Regions from separate parts of the Homo sapiens genome. Here region 2 is linked to region 1. Evidence: chromatin loops called from intact Hi-C (ENCODE). Cell type or tissue: PC-3. All regions are shown on one strand. Each heading gives the region's core, and the rest is flanking DNA. Links, peaks and the distances in the headings are about the cores only.

Region 1 (2,936 bases), core at 121-2,620:
TTTCCCACTTCTCATTCCCCCACTCCAAAAGTTGTCATTTTGATTTTGTGAAACATGAGATCTGTTATTTCTAATTTTTAAGGAAAATCTCCAGGATGAATGCATGAAATCAGTGATTCCTTAGGCTTGGAAGTTCTTGAAGAGTTAGGGTGCTTCTCTGGTAATTCAAACTTCTGAGCAAATGTTTAGTGGTTCCAAAACTAATACAGGTTTTAAATAATCCATGCTGGAATAAGATGGAATAGAGACAGAGAATCAGTTATAAAAATTAAGCAATTAAGTTTAGAGAATAGAAAGAAAATCAATAAAAAGAAATAATAGATCCAGGGAATAAGATATTATTTCCTAACAAATAGAAAATATTTTATTGTAAGTAATGAGAGATGACTGAACTATGTGTGCTGACTTTTGGTTGAATGTATTAGAAAAACAATTTCATGTTTATAAAATCCAGCTCTAAATTACTTACATTCTAGCAGGTAAAAATTTGTGTTGTTGTATCACTGACTTTTTTTCTGTACATTATCTCTTTTTATGCCTATATTTTTCTGCTCTTTTTGAATTCATTCTTGATGCCATGTCTCACTCTTTGTATAATTCCCTTCTCAACAGTTTTTACTATTGCATCGGCTTTCTTTCCCTGTTATAATACTCTTTTCACCATAAAAAAAGAGATTGTACTTTTGGAAAGGAGACAATCCTAAATAACCACCATTCACCAAAGTCACTTTTCTATGATAGTCTTCATGTATTTCATGAGTTACACTGATACCCATTCTTTGTCTGAGTTCTCAAAAGAAAATTGTTCAAAATGCCTTTTAGAGTAAAACTTTCTTCTTGTAGTAAGCATTTCAAGATACATGGGGTAATTTGACAAGTCAGTGCTGTTAGAGATGTGAATATTTGAATGTAAAGTTGTCTGAGTCTTGTTTAATTTTTAAATAAATCAATCATGTAGTAACAGTTGAGAAAAAATAGGATTGGTTCCTATAGATAATTGATTTATATTATACAATCTATGAGTTTAACTTTTTCACCTTTACCCAAAACTTAAGCAAAGCGATTAAATCCAAACATTTAATAATTACTTAGAATAGCAAGGAGTCTTTCATATAATACCAGAAATTTAATAATAACTGATATATTTATTACTTTTAGTTTGTTTTCTGAACTTACATAAAACACAATATTGAACATACTCACATGGAGGAAGGTTTCTGTAAAGTATTTAGTTGACAAATGTGAAATACATACGTCTAGATGTTTTCTGCTTTCCTACCATTAGGGGGAGCAATGGAAGCTTGAAACACTTGGTTTTCACTTAACAGAGTCTCAGTGAGGATTTGTGCTTACTTTCCTGTTACTATCAGAGCATCTTTGTGACAGAATCCTCTTAAAGCCACTTTGATTAACAAATCGGGAAAATTATATATACTTTGCATGATAATTAAATTAGTTGTTTTCTCTGCTTTTGAATTGCAAATACAAAGAATGATCTTTTAAAATGTGTGATAGCAGTCTAATAGTAAAAAGGAAATGTGATTCTTATTTTCCTCAGATGATTTCTTCAATATGTTGACAAAATTGATCCCTAATTAATTAGAAAAAAGGGGGAGAAGAATTAATGGAAATTCATTTTAAATATATAACATGGATATTAGTTGTTAATGTGAAAATTGAGATATGTGATAAATATTCAAGAATAGGGGAAACATTAAGTTATGTCAAATAATTCAAATTCAAATAGATGCTATATGCTACTTTTCTTTTGGGGAAAAAAGATGTATAACTTTGGTAAAATTATGATGTAGATAAACTTTGACCTCTAATTGGTATTTTCTTTAATGTGTTAGGCTTTTTGTTTCTTGCTCTAATCTAATGCCTTCAAGCTACACATAAACCAATAAAACAATTTGTTGTAGGGATAAAGGTTAAGTATGTATTTTTCCACTTAAAAAGTACCCTACGAACTTCCTAAATGATGCCTTTAATGCAGGATTGTAGACACCTTGCTATGGAGATGGGTGAACTGTTTTTATTTTAAAGGCTTTTTACCCCAGATCCTTTTTCTTTTTTCTTTTTTTTTTTTTTTGAGATGGAGCTTCTCTCTGTCACCAGGCTGGAGTGCAGTGGTGTGATCTCGGCTCACTGCAGTCTCCACCTCCTGGGTTCAAGCAACTCTCCTGCCTCAGCCCCCCGAGTAGCTGGGACTACAGGCACACCACCAGGCCCAGCTAATTCTTGTATTTTTAGTAGAGACGGGGTTTCACCATGTTGGCCAGGATGGTCTCGATCTCTTGACCTCATGATCCGCCCACCTCGGCCTCCCAAAGTGCTGGGATTACAGGCGTGAGCCACCATGCCCGGCATACCTTAGATCCTTCTAAGGGTTACCTAGTTCTTAAAATATCTGATAAAGATTTTAAGCATTGTCCTTTAATAATATTCCTGTGTTGGCCTTCTTAAGTGGATGTTACCTGTTAGGTACCTGTTGATTACAACATCTCTAAAGTAGGTAGATTTCTAAGCTTGTACTGTTACTTATGTCAGACCTTTATTAGGTAATTGCTGAAAATAATCAACAGAGACACCTGAAGAATTGGCAGTTAGAAAGAGTGGTCTGTAAGCTTATTTTGTTTGGAGAAGGGCAAGCTCTGGAACCAACTGATCAAGGGTTGGTTTTTCAGTTCCTTATGGTTTTTTCCTATAGCTCTGGTGACTTTAATACCTCATTAACAGCTTCCAGGATTTTCCAATCTTTTGGTAACCTAAATACCTGAAACTTGGCCTGTTGTGTTTTTACAACCTGGAATCTCCCCTTCACCTTCCTATGATCATCCTGTATTTTATGGCTTAATCAACAAAAACATTTCCAAGTTTGAGTCCTGAAAGTAGTCTCGTCTACTTCTATTTTTCCTAGTTTTCTGTTAAATGCT
Region 2 (2,936 bases), core at 329-2,828, 150 kb after region 1:
GAGCAATGGAGGTAAAATATTCAAAGGATGTTGGATTAAATTTAACTGTTGTAGAAGGATCTGAAGTTTAAGATGAACTATTCGAACTTTGAGAGGTATGAAAAGAAAAGCAATAATTTCTGATAATACTTTCAAATCTGATTAGTATATTAGTGTAAATAAAGTTAACAATGTAAAAGAGGGAATATATGACAATTTCTTCTACTTGCAAGAAAAAAATATGAAGCGGTGGCAACTATGTTATTATATAATGTCTCAGTGCAAGAACTGATTTTGAAGCATTTTTTTCCAACATCACAATGCTTTTTCTACTTCATAATTTCACTAAAATTATATAGCTGTCACAAAGTCATGGTTTGTGAACTGTAGTAATACGTTCTAAGAGTATGTTGTCATCTTCCCATTAGCAATCATATGATGGCTGATATTTTTTTATAAGTAAATTATTCATTTAATGTAAGACTTTAAAAATTAATTGGCCCCCTAAAAAGATTTACATGATATGAATAATTCTAATACTGGAAGATTTTATTTTTTTATGATTCATCTTAAAGTTTTAACTTCTATATATGCATACATATATATAAAGACATATGTGTGTACATACCTACATATACATATATAGTTAGATAGCAAAATGCACACATCTTTCCTCCCACGATTCTTCAGTCTAATAAGTCATTCATGTCCCACAAACCTTAAGTTACTTCAGATGCCATCATTTTGCTCATCATTGATATCCAACCTGATTCATATCTACATAGCTCTAATATCAATCTCTTCTTTGTTATCATTGTTCTTTCAGATTACTGAAATAGTCTCCTAAGAGTTTTTCCCATTCCCAATTTTTCATGACACTTGAGTCAGATCAGGCCACTAAAGGCTGGCTAATATTCAAGGCTGGTAAAAATTAAGTTATGTTGACCAATGAAAGATATGATACACACAAATGGATATCACTTCCGGTGTCTAATTCCCTATTAGAGTAGGAACAAATTTCAGTGGTCAATGCATGAAGAGAAATAACAAGATTGAACGTTAAGGCTAGTAGTTGGAACGAATAATGAACGCATAAAATAACGGGCATAGTTGAGTGTAATTATAGTATGCTATGCAACTCAAAACTTTTACTCAATTACATGAGGAATTATAACAAGGAAGGTGACCAAAAGTTTTATACCTTTACAAAGTATTGTGTCTAAGAAAATGAATGAAAAGAGCAAGAAGTCGGATCAAAAATACACGCCAATAACGACTTTACAAGATAAAACAAGTAATTTTCAAAATTGTTGGACTGAAATGATAATAATATATACATAAACAACTCTAGATATGGTCTCTCTTCCTTTTGTCCCTAAATGCTACTTTTAAATTTTCTTTATAGTAAAAGGTATAAATTGTTATTTTTAAAACATATACTATCCCATTCAATTTAAATAACAATTCTATAAGAAATGTATTATTTACATTTCAGAGGTTACAAAACTGAGGCCCAAGATCACACAAACTGTAAGAAATAGAGGGACCTGGGTTTTTTAAGAACTAGAGAGACCTGGGTTATGAATCATAGTTCCGTATGTAAACTTTACCAAGCCATGTAACAAGTACTATATAGATTAGTAGTTCTCAAGTGGAGTCATTTTGCCCTCCAGAGAACATTTGGCAGTGTCTGGAGATAATTTTGGTTGTCACAGATGGGGTAAGGAGGTTTTGCTGCTGACATCTAGTGGGTAGCGGCCAGAGATGTTGCTAAATATGCTACAATGCACAAGACAGTTCCCCACAACAAAGAATTACATGACACATAATGTCATTAGTGCTGAAGTTGAGAAACTGAAATAGATATTATGTCCTGATAATACAATAATAAATATAGAATGTCAGAGGAAACTATAGATTATAACTTGAGAGATTCATAGAAAAAGTAGGGAAAGAAAAAATATTGAATTAGTAATAATAAGACAAAGTAAAGACAAAGCTCAATAAAAGCTTACCTATGACTTTATGAGAAAAGTTTTTCAATATAATAAAGTAGATCAAGAAAATTCTATGAAAAATTTCTGCCTTCTCAAGATGGAAAATGTGATTTCAATCATTTTAGAAAGAGCATTTACAAATAAAATGTAATTGGACAGGTATTTTTCTTTGTAAAGTATACATTTCCTCTATTTATAGACATTGTAAATTGTGAAACACATCACCCATTTCTTAGAAGCTCTATGAAAAAACAAAATATACATATTTAAAAAGACAACTAGAAAAGTATAATTCCGTATAACATCAGTTCACTTTAATATCACAGGAGATCTCTTCCTTACTCCTAATCAGTCTAAATGATCATCTGAATCACTTCTAGGAGTTTGCACAGTGTAAGCTGACAAAGCCTGTGCTTATTATCTTGAAATTATATGCGTCTTGAAGAATTGATTGTCATTGTATAGCATATCAAATAATTCCAGAATTTCATGTGTATTTCTTATTTAGTAAAACTCATTATTTTTCTCTTCCATGCTGGAAGGTAAACAGTTTATCTTGAAAATCAGCTGGAAACTTTTGACAGATACTTCACCAATGCCTGAGTGACAGCTTTCTGCGACACATCAATAAATCTTTGGCCTTCCCAAGGTTTATAAATTCTCTGATGGTCTGAAGAGATTTGGCTATTTCTACTTTCTAAACTGAATTGCTGGACTATGATAGAGAATGATTGGTATACACAATAGTTTTAATTTTAAGAATACTCCATAGCATAATCGTTGGAATAAATTTTTAGGCACAATTAGGGATTCAGGTATACTTTAAACTAAATTTTGCCATCTTTTCAAATAATTAAACTGAGAACAATTGGATGAGAACATGTCTTCAGCACCCTTCCCTTCTAATTCATCTACACACACGCACACACAATGACAATAACAACCAGAGAGTCAGCACTG

What was found. A loop is a pair of places that touch in the nucleus more often than their neighbours do. Peaks named below come from ENCODE experiments on the same cell type or tissue, not always from the same donor. Only the 100,000 strongest peaks of a DNase experiment are listed, where the experiment ranks them.
Region 2: it touches region 1 in a loop (2.6-fold over the local background); 16 of 110 quality-filtered maps call a loop at or near these places.

Annotation. Positions count from the first base shown.
Region 1 is chr12:85,871,048-85,873,983 of GRCh38, reverse strand. No RefSeq gene overlaps it. Among named protein-coding and RNA genes, the nearest start is that of NTS, 1.8 kb to the left of the region's middle. In PC-3, for the core only: a CTCF peak has its summit at 1,296 (motif pointing right); a DNase peak (open chromatin) is centred at 1,293.
Region 2 is chr12:85,724,971-85,727,906 of GRCh38, reverse strand. No RefSeq gene overlaps it. Among named protein-coding and RNA genes, the nearest start is that of RASSF9, 110 kb to the left of the region's middle. In PC-3, for the core only: a CTCF peak has its summit at 1,745 (motif pointing left); no DNase peak of the experiment used is centred there.